2 separate regions of the Homo sapiens genome follow, and region 1 is linked to region 2. A link is an interaction called in ENCODE POLR2A ChIA-PET data of the cell type or tissue named here. Cell type or tissue: MCF 10A. All regions are shown on one strand. Links, peaks and the distances in the headings refer to the core of each region. The heading gives the core; the rest is flanking DNA.

The links. Peaks named below come from ENCODE experiments on the same cell type or tissue, not always from the same donor. Only the 100,000 strongest peaks of a DNase experiment are listed, where the experiment ranks them.
Region 1: POLR2A ChIA-PET joins it to region 2 with 5 read pairs; 6 of 35 experiments call an interaction of 5 or more read pairs at or near these places.

The regions. Positions count from the first base shown.
Region 1 is chr4:4,542,848-4,551,901 of GRCh38, forward strand. It overlaps LOC124900165, which reads left to right. Exons shown (of 6, transcript XM_047416490.1): 2 at 1,891-2,060. It overlaps STX18-AS1 (STX18 antisense RNA 1 (head to head)), which reads left to right. Exons shown (of 6, transcript NR_037888.1): 2 at 1,891-2,060. Among named protein-coding and RNA genes, the nearest start is that of STX18-AS1, 5.2 kb to the left of the region's middle. In MCF 10A, for the core only: no CTCF peak of the experiment used is centred there; no DNase peak of the experiment used is centred there.
Region 2 is chr4:4,469,473-4,478,526 of GRCh38, forward strand. STX18 (syntaxin 18) reads right to left here. Exons shown (of 11, transcript NM_016930.4): 2 at 2,167-2,234. STX18-IT1 (STX18 intronic transcript 1) reads right to left here. Exons shown (of 4, transcript NR_126434.1): 3 at 8,412-8,525; 4 at 6,649-6,672. Among named protein-coding and RNA genes, the nearest start is that of STX18-IT1, 7.7 kb to the right of the region's middle. In MCF 10A, for the core only: no CTCF peak of the experiment used is centred there; a DNase peak (open chromatin) is centred at 4,399.

The sequences.
Region 1 (9,054 bases), core at 2,177-7,176, 73 kb after region 2:
AGCTATTAAAATTGACAACTCAATCAATGAGTTTCTTCTGCATTTTAGGTTCATGTTCTGTTTTGTGTTGTTTTTTGAGACGGGGGTCTACTATGTTGCCCAGGCTGGATTGCAGTGGCTAGTCAGAGGCGCCATCCTAGCTCACTACAGCTGGAACGCCAGGGCTCAAACGATCCTCCCGGACTCAGCCTCCTGAGTAGCTGGGACTATAGGCACGTGCAACCGTGCCTGGCCTATGGTTCAGTTTTAATTCAAAATCTCATTGATTTCTTCAAGATTTCTTTTTTCATAAAGAGGAAGCACAAGTAGAATATGTATTAAAACAGCAGTTTTAATGGTCATCAAGATAAAATTTTCACAATACTAAGATGTTATTTGCCTTTTCGCTCTGATTTTCTTATGAGTTGCATACAGTTGAGTTTGCTGGAGACTGTGATATTGCAACGGAGTAAATGCAGAACAGCTGTTTTCTATTAAGCCAGACTCCAAAAAAAGACTTTCAAAAACATCAAGTTTTTGTTTTGATTTCTCATATAGTAAATGTCGATAATGTCAATATAAACCAAAATTGTTTAGAGCCCTTAATAATTTTTAAGTGTGCAAAAGAGTTGAGACCAAAAGTTTGAGAACCACTGTGTTAAAAAAATAAAGTTTATCAGAAATAGATGTCAAGAAAGTATATATTTACCAGAAAGGAGGAAGGAAAAGATTTTTTTTTTCTTTGAGGCGGAGTCTTGCTCTGTCGCCCAGGCTGGAGCAAGCTCCGCCTCCCGGGTTCACGCCATTCTCCTGCCTCAGTCTCCCGAGTAGCTGGGACTACAGGCGCCCACCGCCACGCCTGGCTAATTCTTTTGTATTTTTAGTAGAGATGGGGTTTCACCGTGTTAGCCAGGATGGTCTCGATCTCCTGACCTCGTGATCCGCCTGCCTCAGCCTCCCAAAATGCTGGGATTACAGGCGTGAGCCACCGCGCCCGGCCAGGAAAAGATTATTTAAACCCAAACTGTAGCCACTTCTTGCAGTTTAAGGAAAATAAATTTCCATACAGCTTTCTTCCACCTACTGAGGAAAAGAGAAAGAAATTACAAAATCTCTGCCAATGATTCTATCTTGCATAAATGGCCCTTTGTTTAATCCAGACATTAATCAGTTTTTGGCCATGCAAAGTTAAGCCTGGGGTAGAGTAGAAGGAAAGAGAGATTGCCCTGCATAATAAAGTGAGGGGGATTGAATTGGGGGGAAGAAAAGAGAAGCCAGAACCCAGGGAGGGGGCCGGGAAAGTACAAAGTAGGTAACTGGGAAGGATCTTTGAGTGGGAGGGAGGCTGAACTACACCAAGCCTTCAGTGAGTGGTGCCTTGTGTAAACCGTGTGTTTGGTGCAGTTGGATATTTTGGGTAGAAGGGTAGGGACAAAGATCTAAGTTTTCTGTCTGGATTTGCAAGAGCAGAGAAGATTGTGGTGGATATAAGACCCAAGTGAGCTCAAAACATCAGGCTGTAAATCCACAAGTGACCACAAGTACATAAAATTCCTAAATAAGTCACAAAGATCTTGAGGAGGCTGCTGAACTTTCCACAGACCATGGGATATGGGGTTGTGCTTTTTACATTTTGTGTTTACTCTTTAATTTAAAAGAGCAAAGTGACTTCAGTTGACAGTTGACTAATATTAAGCCCCATAAAGCTGAGAGGGGATGTGGGTTAAAAGGATGTGCAGAAATGTTGTGAGAGTATACTACTGCAACTCCAGGGCTCAAACAATCCTCCCGGCTCAGCCTCCTGAGTATCTGGGACTATAGGCGCGTGCCACCATGCCTGGCCTGTTGGAGGTAGCACACAACTGCCCAGTTGGATGTAGTATACAAATTTTGTTTTCTTTATGCATTCAGCAAACATTGAGTGGGCCAGACACTGTTCTGAAAAATACGCAGTCGACTTTTGAACAGCACAGGCTTGAACTGCATGCGGCCACTAATACTCGGACTTCCTTCTGCCTCTGCCATCCCTAAGACAGCAAGACCCACCCCTCCTGCTCCTCAGCCTACTCGATGTGATGATGGTGAGTATGAAGACCTTTACTTTATGATGATCCACTTCCATTTAATGGATAGTAAATATATTTTCTCTTCCTATGATTTTCTTAATACCATTTTCTTTTCTCTAGCTTACTTTATTGAAAGAATACAGTATCTAATACATATGACATGCAAAATATGTGTTAACGGACTGTTTATGTTATTGATAAGGATTCTGGTCAACAGTAGGCTATTATTAGTTAAGATGTTAGGGAGTCAGAAGTTATACACAAATTTCCAACTGTGAGGGGTGGAGGAGTCATCAAGGATCAACTGTATTGGCACCCCTAAATATAGCTCACTACAGCAGCAACACCTATGCAAGGAGACTAGATGTAGGCTGCCAGTGAAAACCAACGTGTAATTTCTGGGCAGCAAATTTAAGAGCTAATGTATGATTCACGATGCTCTTTTCCCTCTGCTATGACAACCCTTAATGTTCCAATGTTCCATCAGCCTGAGTCCTTAAGTAAAGATGACATGGAGCATAGCCAACCAAGGACATTGTATTAGTCAGAGTTCTCTAGAGGGACAGAACTAATAGGATAGGTGTATATATAAAGGGGAGCTTATTAAGGAGTATTGACTCACATGATCACAAGGTGAGGTCCCACAATAGGCCATCTGCAAGCTGAGGAGCAAGGAGAGACAGTCCAAGTCCCAAAGCTGAAGAACTTGGAGTCTGATGTTCCAGGGCAGGAAGCATCCAGCACGGGAGAAAGATGTAGGCCAGAAGACTAAGCCAGTCTAGTCTTTCCATGTTCTTCTGCCTGCTTTTCTTCTGGCCATGCTGGCAGCTGATTAGATTGTACCCACCTAGATTGAGAGTGGGTCTGCCTTTCCCAGTTCACTGACTCAAACGTTAATCTCCTTTGGCAACACCCTCACAGACACACCCAGGAACAATACTTTGCATCCTTCAGTCAAGTTGACACTCAATATTAACCATCACAGACATGTACTAAGATTGAGAATTGTCCACAGATTTGTGGGTGTTTGTTAACTGCAGCATAATTAGCCTGTCCTGATTGATGACAACCCATATCTAGGTATCTACCAAAACAGGAATATTAGATGTATTCTCCACTCACCATCGTAACAGTATTATTCCTCAGTGAATGAAGCATGGAGAGGAAAGAACAGTTGTGCCTAAACCTAACCAATGGAAAAGACCAGGCTGGCAGGGACAGAGTGGCAGAAACCTTGGAAGACTGTGACCATGGCAGGGTAGAATTTATAACACAAGAGGAAAGGCCTTCAAAAACATATACCTTCACGTTAGGAGGTAAACTCAATGAAATTCATTGAAAACCATTTTTCCCCCCTCAGGGACTCTGGAAAGGACCCTGACTCTAGGGGTGGGAAGCTCAAAGAAGAAGCTTTTGTTCCCAAGAGGGAACCTAGATAAAGAATTCAGGGTGGATTTCTCTTGTTTTTTTTTTTCTTTTTTTTTTCTTTCTTTCTTTTTTTTTATTTTTTTATTTTTGAGATGGAGTTTTGCTCTTGTTGCCCAGGCTAGAGTGCAATGGCGTGATCTCAGCTCACTGCAACCTCCACCTTCTGGGTTCAAGCAATTCTCCTTCTTCAGCCTCCCAAGTAGCTAGGATTACAGACGTCCTCCACCATGCCCAGCTAATTTTTTGGGGGGTGTGTATTTTTAGTAGAGATGGGGTTTCACCGTGTTGGCCAGGCTGGCCTCGAACTCCTGACCTCAGGTGATCCACCCACCTCGGCCTCCCAAAGTGCTGGAATTACAGGCATGAGCCACTGAACTCGGCCCAAGGTGGGTTTCTTCCGGCAGCTCCCCCAGAAGTTTAGCTTTGAAACAGATGTGCAAAAAAAAGCGAGGGAAAGGCAGGAAGCAAACAGGAGGTTGTTGTGGTCCAGCCCTTTGAGGTGTGGCCTTTGTCCCCCCACCGCCCATTGAAGTAATATGGTTTGGCTGTGACTCCACCCAAATCTCATCTCAAATTGTGATCAGAATTGTATCCCCATGTGTCAGGAGAGGGACCTGGTGGGAGGTGATTGGATCATGGGGGCAGTTTCCTCCATGCTGTTCTCATGATAGTGAGTGAGTTCTCATGAAATTTGATGGTTTCATAAGGGGCTCTTCCCCCTTCACTCTCTCTTTCCTGCTGCTGTGTGAAGAAGGTTCCTGCTTCCCCTTTGCCTTCTGCCATGATTATAAGTTTCCTGAGGCCTCCTCAGCCATGCAGAACTGTGAGTCAATTAAGCCTCTTTCCTTTATAAATTACCCAGTCTCGGGTAGTATTTTTATAGCAGTGTGAAAATGGACTCATACACAGAGAGTACCTAAAGGAGGGGCTGCCACCACCTCATTCCTACCTGATTCTTGTTCTAGATCCTGAGCCCGTTGCTCTAGCCTACTGGCTTGTTTCATCCTACTTTGTGTCTCCTCCCACCCTGTAATGAGCCAAATGTTGGCCCCCCAAAAGATATGTCCACATCCTGATCCCTAGAACCCATGAATCTGACCTTACTAGGAAAAGAAGTCTTTCCAGATAGAGTTAAATTAAAGACCTTGAAATGAAGAAATGATTTTGGATTATCCTGGTGACCCCTAAATCCAATAGCAAATATCTTTAAAAGAGGCACACAGAATGGAAGGCCATGTGAAGACAGAGGCAGATACTGGAGAGATACAGCCACAGGCCCATGAATGCTGATGGCCACCAGAAACCAGAGGAAGCAAGGAAGTATTCTCCCCTAGAGTCTCTGAAGGGAGCGTGGCCCTGCCAGCATCTTGATTTTGGACTTTTGTCCTCCAGGACTGTAAGAAACAAATTTCTGTTAAATCACAAAGCTTGTGGTCATTTGTTACTGCAACCATAGGAAATTAACGTGTACCCTAACTCTTTTCCCTGCCCATCCTTCCTCCATTACCTATCCTCTACTTCCTGGGTGTGGCCCTCAGCCCCTGTTTGGGTTCTCAGCTCTGCAGGTAAGCCGCCTTCAGCTTCACTGGGTCTGTACCTTTCTTGTGGTTGATAAGTCCTGCGGCTGCCTAGCCTGGTGCTCTTCTTTCCTTCCCCATCTCTTCTTTGATCTCCCCTTGGAGAGTCACAACTGACCAGGCCCCCTGTCCCACAAGGAAAACTAGAGGCCAGAATGAACTGGATCTAGCCAAAAAGCACACCAAAGTGGGCTCTTTTCATCAAATGTGCAGCAGAAAGGGTGTCCATGCAACAGATATTTCACTCTCCCTGTGTGACTCAGAGAAGGCAGACATACTCAACTCTTGTTTCCAACTTCTCTATTTAGGAGCTATTCGAATGCAAAAGATAGGAGAGAGCTTGTGTGACAGTTCTGGCAGTGGCTGTGGCATCTGGAGTGTCTGCACCCAAAGAGTTGCCCTTCTCAGTCTAGAAAGACCATTCTGCCAGACGCGGTGGCTCACGCCTGTAATCCCAGCACTTTGGGAGGCCAAGGCGGGTGGATCACCAGAGGTCAGGCATTCAAGACCAGTCTGGCCAACATCGCGAGATCCCGTCTCTACTAAAAATACAAAAATTAGCGGGCAGGCATGGTGATGCACGCCTGTAGTCCCAGCTACTCAGGAGGCTGAGCCATGTCACTTGAACCTGGGAAGCAGAGGTTGCAGTTGAGCCGAGATCATGCTACTGCACTCCATCCTGGGTGACACGCAAGACTCTGTCTCAAAAATGAATAAAAGAAAGCCCATTCTATTATGAGCAGTTCAAGTAAGTGCAGAGAGAGGAAGGGGACAGTTGCCCACATAGCCAAGTCAGTCCCAGGGATAGTGAACAATAAGTTGCCTCCAGAACTTCAAGATTAGGAGCCACTGGATAATGAGAGTCAGCACAGGGACAAAACAGATGTCAAGGATTCTTCTTTTGTCATCCTGAGTCCATGTGACTAAATTTCAAGAGGGCAGGTTAGAAAAAGCAAAGTTGATGGGGCATTACCTGTGGTTTGAACTTCTACCTGTCATATTTCAGGAAATCACCATGAGGAGCTTGACTTAGGAAATTAAGGAAGACGTGTCCTTTTGTTGATTTTCACATGGGAAGACAAGGGTGTGTGTGTGTGTGTGTGTGTGTGTGTGTGTGTGTGTGGTGAGACACAAGGGTTGAAAACTAACTGGTTCTCAGTTTGTGGTGTTTCCTGCCATCAGCAATGGCCTTGGGGATGACTCCCACTCCTCCCTTCTAGCCCCCAAGAAGACTACAATTGTCTCTTGCTCCAAGTTAGTCTTCAGGAATACAAAGCCCAGCAAGTGCAGGGGGGCTCAGTGTGATGTGCACACAGTGTGGCACAGCCCAAGAGTCCGGCTTTGGAGGCAGTGATCTCTCAGAACTAAGACCACCCTGAATTAAGACCACCCTGTCAGCATCCCCTTACTCTGACCATGCAGCATGGTCTTTGGGCTCCACAAATATCCTTGAAGCCAAGAGTCACAATTTGGGTGGGAATCGCAAGCCCAGCCAGCAGGCAAAGATGGAGGCCAGAGGGCAGCTGAGCATCCATTGTCACTGGTGTCCACTCCCAGAGCTACTTGGAGGTGGGCACTAGCGAACAAAAGCCCTCAGAAGAGAGAAGGGGACACCACTGCCCTGGTAGCCCCCATCCTGTCTTTGGCCTGTAGGCCTCTGCACACTGTAAGCCTAGACCAGCCTCAACTATATCACACATTGACTTTTTTCCTCTCTGGACAATGGTAGCCTGGAGTATTGTAATACCCATGGAATTTTTATAGGGTACCTAAGGGATATTTATCAGATCTCTGAGTTCTTTCCAGAAGTCCAGGAAGTAGTTAACAGAGGATGACTAATAGGAAACAAAAACACAACACCACTACAACCTGAGATTCAGAAATGGAAAGACTTGGGTTTGAATTCAGCTACCCTACTCACTAGCTGTGTGACTCTGGGCAAGTTACTTCACCTCTCTGAGCCTCTGTCTGAAAAATGCAGACAAACCCTATTAACCGCTCCTGATTTCTGTGAGTAGGGATTTCTTTTTCACACCTCTCCAATGGAAGCAGCCTTAGTCATCTGGTTTTGGGGCAACATCGGCCAGTCTGCATTTTTCAGTTGGTTGAAGCGATCTACCAGTTGGGGACGTTTGCTCTTTTGCCTTCACCCTTTAACCTGAGCCAGTGGGACGCAGTGACCTGGCTGAGGACTGTGTTCTGCAGACTCATACATTACCTCAGAGGGAAGCTAAAAACCAGAACGCTGCCAGAACTGTCTCTTTCTTCCTCTCTCTTCCTCATCGTCATTATCATCTCCTCAAGTCAGTTTTCTCTGCTTCTCTGTTCCTACGGCTGAACACCAGCCCCACTCAAATCCTACATTTATTAATATATGAGATACCCGTTGATATGGTTTGGCTGTGTCCTCATTCAGATCTCAACTTCAATTGTATCTCCCAGAATTCCCACATGTTGTGGGATGGACCTAGGAGGAGGTAATTGAATCATAGGGGCTGGTCTTTCCTGTGCTATTCTCATGATAGTGAATAAGTCTCATGAGATCTAATGGGTTTATCAGGGGTTTCCACTTTTGCTTCTTCCTCATTTTCTCTTGCTGCTGCCATGTAAGAAGTCCTTTTCACCTCCCGCCATGATTCTGAGGCCTCCCCAGCCATGTGGAACTGTAAGTCCAATTAAACCTCTTTTTCTTCCCAGTCTTGGGTATGTCTTTATCAACAGCATGAAAACAGACTAATACAGTAAATTGGGATCAGTAGAGTGGGGCATTGCTGAAAAGATACCCGAAAATTTGGAAGTGACTTTGGAACTGGGTAACAGGCAGAGATTGGAACAGTTTGAAGGGCTCAGAAGAAGACAGGAAAATTTGGGTAAGTTTGGAACTCCCTAGAGATTTGTTGAATGGCTTTGCCCAAAATGCTGATAGTGATATGGACAATAAAATCCAGGCTGAGGTGGCCTCAGATGGAGATGAGAAACTCATTGGGAATTTAAGCAAAGTTGATTCTTGCTATGTCTTAGCAAAGAGACTGGTGGTATTTTGTCACTGCCCTGAAGATTTGTGGAACTTTGGACTTGAGAGAGATGATTTAGGTATCTGGTGGAAGAAATTTCTAAGCAGCAAAGCATTCAAGATGTGACTTGGGTGCTGTTAAAGGCATTCAGTTTTATAAGGGAAGCAGAGCATAAAACTTTAGAAAATTTGCAGCCTGACTATGCAATAGAAAAGAAAACCCATTTTCTGGGGAGAAATTCAAGCTGGCTGCAGAAATTTGCATAAGTAGTGAGAAGCCTAATGTTAATCCCCAAGACCATGGGGAAAATGTCTCCAGGCCATGTCAGAGACCTTCATGGCAGCCCCTCCCATCACAGGCCTAGAGGCCCAAGAGGAAAAAGTGGTTTTGTGGGCTGGACCCAGGATCCCCATGCTTTGTGCAGCTTAAGGGCTTGGTAGCCTGCACCCCAGCCTCTCCAGCCATGGCTGAAAGGGACCAACATATAGCTCAGGCTGTGGCTTCAGAGGGTCAAAGCCCCAAGCCTTGGCAGCTTCCACGTGGTGTTGAGCCTGCGGGTGCACAGAAGTCAAGAACTGAGGTTTGGGAACCTCCACCTAGATTTCAGAAGATGTATGGAAATTTCTGAATGCCCAGGCAAAAGTTTTCTGCAGGATGGCAGCCCTCATGGAGAACCTCTGCTATGGCAGTGCAGAAGGGAAATGTGGAGTTGGCGTCCCCACACAGAGTCCCTATTGGGGCACTGCCTAGTGGAGCTGTGAGAATAGGGCCACTGTTCTCCAGCTCCCAGAATGATTGATCCACCAACAGCTTGCACCAGGCACCTGGAAAAGCCACAGACACTCAATGCCAGCGAAGAGAAAGCAGCTGCAAAGCCACAGGGGCAGAGCTGCCTAAGACTGTGGGAACCCACCTCTTGCATTGGTGTGACCTGGATGTGAGACCTGGAGTCAAAGGACATCATTTTAGAGCTTTAAAATTTGACTGTCC
Region 2 (9,054 bases), core at 2,522-7,521:
CTAAAAGGAAGAAAAGAACCGGATGACCAAAAATAGCTGGGAATCATGAATACAGCAGTACCTGAGAAGCGGTGTGAGGGATGAGATAAAGGATATGCTTGTACCGCTGAATGTATAAACTAAAGGGAAGAAAAGAGCCAGATGATGAAAACTGGCCAGGAATCATGAGCACAGCGGTACCTGAGAGGCGGTGTGAGTGATGACATAAAGGATGCACTCGCACCACTTCTCAGGTACTGCTGCATTCATGATTCCCAGCTATTTTTGGTCGTCTGGCTTTTTTCTTCCCTTTAGTTTATACACAAGTAGGACAGTATCCTTAAAAACAAAGAGAGGGGTTTCTCTATGACAGGTGGAAAGAAGGTGATGAGGTGAGGAGGAAACTGAGAGACCCTATTAGAGGTTCCAAACTTTACCGAGGAGTAGGCTCTGATGCCACCTCGATGGGGCCTTCCTGACTACTCTGTGTAAGAATCACAAGCTTTCCCAGCACTCCCGATCCCTGTTACCTTGGTTCTACTCTTCCTTTTCTTTCCATAGGACCTATGACCTAATGTACTATACACGTAGTGCTTGTCTTTGCCAGCCCACGAGAATGCAAACGCCATGAGGGCAGGAATATTTGTATTTTACCCCCAGATGTGCCCTAAGCATCTAGAATTCAATAAACCTGTGACGAACCAGGAAGTTTAATCTGAAGTGAGGGGTCAGGCTGCAGCAGGGGATCTCAATGTCAGCACCTCCTCAGTTTTGGGCCGGGTAAGTCCCTGTTGTGGAGAGTTGTCCTGAGTTGTGCACATTCTTGGCCTCTACCCACTAAATGCGCAATACTCCTCTTCCTAGTTGGGAAAAACAAAAATGTCTCCAGACATTGCCAAATGTCCCCTGGGGTGCAAAATCACCACAGTTGAGTGCTGCTGGGCTAGTCATGGACTTTAGGACTAGGAGGAAATCATTCATTCAACAAGTATTTACTGAGTGCCAAATATGGGTGAGGAACTATGGAAACACGATGGAAACCTGACAAGGTCCTTGACCTCATGACATGTACAGCCTGGTGACAAAGACAGATAATAAACTGTAATTATTAAATAATTACAAATTGTGTTTTGTTACTGAAGAAAATATACAGGGTGGAGAAACTAACTAACAGAAGAGACCTACTTTATAAAGGGTAGTGAGAGAAGGCCTCTGGGAAGAGGGACTATTAAGTTGAGCCTTTAAGTTTGAAAAGGAAACCACCATGGGAAGAGGAGGAACAGCATAGGCCTGGGCCCTGCACCAGGAAAGGGCATGGCACCTTTAAGGAAGGCTGGCATGGCTGGAGCACCGTCGTGGGAAGGCGGTGTTTGAAATAAGGCCAGGGGCTAGATCAGGAGTGGGGAGACCGCAGTGTAGAGGCTGGTATTAATGCTAATTCCAATGCAGTATTCATGGTGGGCTTACTCAGGTGGTGACATAATCCAATTAAAGTTTAAAAAAGACTCTGGCTACTGAGTAGAAACTAGACTTAGCCACCAGAAGGAATGTCAACATGAGTAACATTAGGGGATGAACAGAAGGATTCAGCAAAAGTGCCGTAAGAAATGAAGGCTATGCCAAAGTGGGTGTGTAGCTGCCTCTAGCAGGTGTCAAAAGCCTGGGAGAAGGACAAAAGAAGAAAATGGCCATCAGGACTGAGGACTGGGAATTGGCGAGGGAGGCATGATCCAGCGACGTGAGGGTAAGGACTGAAATGTGCTCATGAGAACGTCACCAAACCAGCAAAACTGGTGTCACAGACTGGGACCGCAAGAGATGGGCAAAAATAGCTTAGCAGAGGCTTGAAAACTTTGTTCTTCCACAGGTTGAGGGCATACAAATACATGTGTCCCCAACTTCAAATACAGCTCTGTAAGTACTCATGGAGTTTCATTTGACAGGAGATAATGGTACATAGAGAGATACAAATAGACTGGAAGATATTGCTGTTGTGATTTCATGACTTTGAGGACATGGAGTACAGCAGAGCCTTTTGCTTTGAGGAGATTTTTCCACTGCCAAACTGGTCTTCCTCATTACAACTCTGAGTTATTAAGAAAAAGGTGAGGGCAAAAAGCGCAAAAGAAATATAGGTGTAGAAAAGAACACAGTCACCAAAGTCCTGGTAAAAAAATATGTACTTACCTATAAGCATTAATATAATCTTTCCTGTGTTCCAGAAGAAAATCTCTCAGTTTGCCAATGTGAGAAATCTAAAATTAAAAAAGAAAGCCAACAGTTTATATAGATATGTTACACTCATGTAATGAATTTTAAATTAATAGAGAATAAAATGCAAATTGCAGAAAGATTCTGAAGCTACAAACTGAGCACCGTCGGTTTTGGACTCTCGTACAGTCACAAATTAGTTACCATTCCTGGGCCTCAGTCTCTCATCGATGGTTCCTTCCACCTCTAATTATTAGGACCTATGACACTATGAGTAGGTGATTTCTAGGTAAGTTAAAGACGAAATGAGATAATGCATGTCTAGTAATTACATAGCATGTGTTCAATAAGGTTAATTCCTTTTCTTTTCTTATAGCTAAAATTGCACAGCAAGTATTCCTTCTTCCAAGTGTTCTAAGGGACAGTTCTAAAGCTGAAGCTGTTGCGTTTGTAAATAGGGCCCATGCAGAGCAGCAGAGTTAAAGCAAAGATTCAGGGGTAACAATTTATCCCCACATAGCAAATCTCTGTCTTTCCTATGGGCTATTTCCATGGATGAAGAAAAAGAACTCAAAGATACAGGTACAAAGCACTGTGTTTGTGATGGCTGTTTCTAGTATAATAAAAACCTATTCTAAAGCACCTACTACATGCCAGGTACTGTGCATGGAACTAGCAATTCACAAATAAATAAAAAGTGGTGGGAAGAACGCTCAGACCACAGTCAATAGGGACAAACGTGTTTCCAGAGGGAGAATGATTACTAGCCAGTGGCCTGCTGGTCCTCTGACGACGTCTTACTCCAGCTTCCGACTCACACACTTTGCACTCGTTCCAAACACACGTGGCCCCAGCCTTGCAAGGTCTGCGGAACTTTCATCTCTTCCATGGAAGTTTTTCTGTCAAGGCCAACCCAGGCTAATTTTCACTTTGCTCTGATCTTAAAAGGACTTCTGCACACCACACTCTTGGCACTCAATTATTCATGGCCATGTACTCTGACCTAACTTTTATATACACACTTCTTTGTCAGTGGCAGAACTATGCAAGGAGGGGCTGCCCATCTTTCCCTACAGTTGTAAGCACAACAAGAAGCACAGAGGTGATCAATAAACACTGTGGAATGAGTATATGCCTAAATACAAAATAGCATTGATCACAAAAGAAACATCCATGGTTTGTCTGGAGATATGTCAGTTTGGGTTCAGCTAAATTTCCCACATAGTCTAGACTCTTATTATAAATGTGATTCAGAAAAACACCCTAAGGCATTGTAAGCAAACAAATCAAAGAAAAAGAATTAAGTATGGTCACAATATTCATTTATTTCACAGATAGCAAATCAGGACTGAGAGACTGTCCACCATCCCTGACACTGCTCAACACTTTCACGTACATGGCCTATTTCTCTTCCCAACAACCCTGCTGTGCTATGATTCTTACTGTTCTCATTAACCAGTTTGGGAAAAGCTAAGTGACTTGTCCAAGGTTACACATTTAGTATGTGAGCTTGGTTTCAAAAGCTCAGGACTGAGTCCAAATTCAGCGTGTTTCCCAGTGCACCACCATGCCTGCCTGCCTTACAATCCTGTTCCTGCTTTCCACTTAGGCTGCATCAGGAAATCTGACTTTTTTTTTTTTTTTTTTTGAGATGGAGTCTTGCTCTGTCACCAGGGCTGGAGTGCAGTGGTGCCATCTCGGCTCAGTGCAAGCTCCACCTCCCAAGTTCACGTCATTCTCCTGCCTCAGCCTCCGGAGTAGCTGGGACTACAGGCACCCGCCACCACACCCGGCTAATTTTTTTGTATTTTTAATAGAGACGGGGTTTCACCATGTTAGCCAGGATGGTCCCGATCTCCGGACCTCGCGATCCGCCCGCCTCAGCCTCCCAAAGTGCTGGCATTATAGGCGTGAGCCACCGCGCCCGGTCGGAAATCTGACTTTTAAGTCTGTTGGGAAAAAAATTAAGAGATACGCAAGCAAGGTGTTCATTCCATCACATAAAAGATTTGACCAAGCTACTCCTCTGTTTCAAAACCTTCAATGGTTTCCATCTCCTTACCTCCTTCCCCTGCCTACCAGGGGTCAAACACTCAACTACTTCCAGGGGCCATGTGAACAGCATAAATGAGCAAAGCAAGGGAAATGCGTGGGTAGAATACATTCGACAGTGGTGAATTCTGGTTTCAAAATACACTGCAGTTAAAGGAAGCAGCTCTGCATGCTGATTTGCCAAAGGAAAGCCAATGAGTCATCTCAGTGTCTAAACAACGGGAAAAAGTCCAAACTCCCAAATGCAGCACTCAAGGCCCTTCACAACTCAGCGCTGAAAGTCCCTGCCGCACACCCCGCACCACTCCAGCCTCCAAGTCCCAGGCCTTCCCCTCACTTGCATACCCATATGGTTCTCCCTTTCCCTGGAACGCCCTACCCATCATTCTCTCCCAGGCAAATTCTTCCTCCTCATTCAAGATTCTCTTTTCCTCCTCATACTCACCCTACACTCCCAGCTGCAGTCAGATCCCATTCCCGCACAAAACGCTACATGTGCATCTATTTCAGCACCTGTTCCTTCATGATAACAATGACTAGTTCATAAACTGATTTCCCTTCACCAGACTGCAAACTCTGAGAGGGCAGAGAGTCCTCTCTCTTTCCCCAGAGCTTGTCAGGCAGTTTCTGGCACAAAGCAGACCCTCAGAAACTTTTACTAAATATTGAATAAATAGTGGGTACTGAATAATCCCAGAAGGATTATACCTGCTACCGTAGGCAGAATAATGGTTTTCCAGCTTCCCCAGGCCCATCCCCCTGTAAGATGTCCAACTCCTAATCGCCAGAACCTGTGACTATATGGTGTTACATGACAACAGGGCATTAATGCAGCACATGAGTTAAGGTTGCTGATCAGCTGACCTTAAAGTAGAGAGATTATCCTGAATTATCTGGGTAGGCTCAATCACAAGGGTCGGTAAATGTGGAAGTGGGAGGCAGAAGGGAGAGTGAGAGTAATGCAATGTGAGAAAGACTCATTCCAATGTTGCTGGTTTTGAAGATGGGGAAAGGAAGCCAAAGAATGTGGGCAGCCTCTAGAAGCTGGAAAGGGCAGGGCAATGGGCCTTCCTTAGAGCCTCCAGAAAAGAACACGGTCCTGCCAACACCTTGATTTTAGCTCAGGGAGTCCCATTTTGGACACTTGACTTATAGAACTATAAGATAATAAATCTGTGTTGTTGTAAGCCACAAGTTTGATGTAATTGGTTACAGCAGCAATGAGAAACTAATACACCTACTAAGAACCTTACTATCCACAACAGGTGTTTTTTTAGAAGCCATAAAGTTTTCCATACAAAGTTTTGAAAAGTGCAGAGGAATCTACTGTACAGGTTAGATCCAGCTGCCCACCCCTACTTTTAGTTAGTTCTATTCTACAAGGGAGGGATGGTGCCTAGGGATGAATGCCAGGAGCAAGCAAGCTCCACAGAGGCCCACAAGCACATAATTATTATACAAGAGGTTGCAGTTAGTCTAACAAATGTGATCCCAACTTCATATGCTCTGTAATGGGAAATTTCTATGAAACGAGGTTATTAAAACAGAGTGCAGGTGGTTCAGGATTAAACAGAATTCTTGATAAGAGGTGTGTTAAGTAATTACTGACTAAATTACATCAGTATAATAACTCAATACTTAACAGGAACACAATGTATGATATTTTAAATGCTGAGAATGAAAAAATAAAGGAACATTAAGATTTCTTTAGAAATTTGAGAGCTCTGAATTTTCTATTAATTTCTTTAAAAAAAAACAAAAAAAAAAACATGACAAATCAACAACAAAGAAAAAAGTTCAACAAATCTTTGATTTATCTACATAGGCATACCTAAGTCCCCAAATAGCATAATACAATTATCTCTGCAGAGAATGATTTGACTGTTTAATCACATGACTACCATTAACTTTATAAAGACTCTTGGCCAAGCTTAATCTATTTACTGTTAGACTCAGTCCTATTTTTCAGAATAAACTGGCAAAGACCGCATATTATAGCGCATACAATTCTGACGTGCTCATTACATTTTCACATTTTTAGAGAGGTTAAGTAGTTGTATGCTTTGGATTTTTCTTTTTTCTTTTTTGTAGATATGGGGTCTTGCTATGTTGCCCAGGCTGGTCTCAAATTCCTGGGCTCAAGTGATCCTCCCCCCTTGGCCTCCCAAAGTGCTGGGACTACAGGCATAAGCCACCATATCCGGCCTATGTTTTGGACTTTAAATGTTTCCACATGCAGTGCTAATTTTGGAAGAGTCACTTAATATGATAAAGTAGGAATAAGTATATACATCAAGAGAATGCCTCTTACTTGAGGTGTGTTCAGAAGGTGCAGCATCACCATGTAAAATCTACTAAGACTGGGCAACCTAACAGCTTCACAAGATCATCTGTCCTCACAAGTGAACAGTCTTCCATCAGACTGATGGTCTATCATGGAAAAGAGTTTTCATCAGTGAGCTACGGTTTGATTACACCGCCATATTAAATATGTCTCCATCAGAGAGGAAGGGTATGGACAAAGAATAGAGAATTCTGTATTTCTAACATAAAGTGTAGTTTAAAACAAGAATTGAACTGTAGATAAAAGAAAAAGGAAAGGAATGTAATATTTATTTAATGTCTCCTCTATACTAGTTACTGTAAATGAGTTATTTCACTTAACTCTGATAACCTGTGGAAACAGATATTCTTAGTGGAAAGAAACCAAAGCTCAAGACTGACTGAGCTGGAACTAGAACCCTTAACCATTACGGGGAACTAGCATGGGCTCCCTCAGTACTGTTAAATTAATAAATATGTTGGTGTTTTTTAGTTTCATTTGATGTTAAAGTCGTTTTAATGTCCACTGTATATTGTTATTTCACTAAAGAATCTCCTACTTAATATTTAGTGATATTAAGGAATAATAAATTTCAGTTAGGTGTAATAATGATATTATGTACTAGGATTATGTTTTCATTTATCTTTCTGTTTTTAGAATCCTTATATTTTATACACGGAACAACTTACAAGTAAAATTATACAATGCCCAGGATTTGCTTCACAATAAGACAGGGGGAGGTAACAGATGCAACAGGATGAGTCCTGAGTTGCTCAAGGCTGAAGGTGAGTACATGCTTATATGGGGGGTTCCTTGTGCTATTCCACTTTAGTATATATTTGAAATTTTCCATAATAACATGTTATTTTAAAAAATCTCGGGGCTTGGGCAGTGGCTTAAGCCTGTAATCCCAGCACTTTGGGAGGCTGAGGCGGGCGGGTCACCTGAGGTCAGGAGTTCAAGACCAGACTGGCCAACATGGCGAAACCCCGTCTCTATTAAAAATACAATTAAAAAAAACCAAAAAACCAAAACAACAAAACAAAACAAAACAAAAAAACTAGCCGGTGACGCACATGCCTGTAATCCCAGCTACTCGGGAGGCTGAGGCAGGAGAATCACTTGAACCCTGGAGGTGGAGGTTGTAGTGAGCCGAGATCGCGCCACTGCACTCCAGCCTGGTGACAGAGCGAGACTCGGTCTCAAAACAAAACAAAACGAAACAAAACAAACTCATGTAGTACTTTCTTCTTTTAACATTTTTAGTCATTTTGAGGTAGAGATTTTCTGCTACCAAACTAGGAACAACCCTTACTTAGTAACAACTAAATCCCAACAATCTCTGGCTACTTTATTTCTAAGTACTTGCAATCTTTGCTTAAATTCCATGTAACAGGATCAATGCCACCAAAAAACAACAACAAAACTTTCACTGGGACCTCACTCCCAGTCAGGCGGAAGTCCAAAAGAGCTCTGTGTGTGCTACTCACCCACTTCTCCCAGCAATGCCCAGGAGCAGTGACAGCATCATGGCTGCCCCATGGATGAGAAAACCGAGTCAGAGAGAGGATAAGGAATTTCCTCAGGGACATGTGGGTTGAAGCCTGGATCCAATCCAGCCAGTCTAAGTACCAGTCTTGAGTTCTTAACTGCCAAATTTACACAGAATCCTGGCAAGTCACAACTACAGTTTTCCAGTGCTATATTTGCAAGGAAGCACCTGGGAACTGAGAAAAAGCCTCCACGTGGGCAATATCAACATCAACCTGCTCTTTTCTTTTTGTACTACATCTCTATTCAACATGCAGTACATGCTTGATTTCACCCAATCGTGATCGCTACTTACAGAGCACCCGCCACGTGTGTGCCAGGTAGTGCATAAACTGCTTGACGTGTGCTCTGTGGTTTCCACCCCTCCATAACGATCGTACGAATTAGACATTACCTCCTCCTGCCCCACCTAGTAAACATGGAAACAAACCTAAGCAAGGTCACAAGGCTAATAAACGGAAGAATTGGCATTGATCACAGATCTGTATGACTCACGGTGTTCATGTTATGTTTAGCTTAGTTAGGTCTGAATTTTTCTTCATAGAAAGAAACTGAGCTTCATGAGAGTATTTGTGAGAGTATTTGTATATGTTGATTTTTTAACAAATTAACTACACTGGATACAGAAAGATCGGCAAAAAAAAAAAACAAAAACGTTTTCACTGATTGACATTTGTCTCCTCTGAAGTTGGCTACTACTGTTCCTTGTGTTTTACGACATGGGGGGCTTTGGATTGGCAAGCCCATAGGGGTATTGAGAAGAAGGTTCACAAATACAGCAAGGAAAAAGAATGGTCAGAAAGACTGGCAGTACAACGGTGACCAGTGCATTTTGAGTATCTATCATCAAGCCACCTGAAAACATGGTTTAAACAAGTAACGAAAGCAACATCCAGGATTGTTCATTCTCCCGTTTGAGTTCATCTATATTCAGTTTT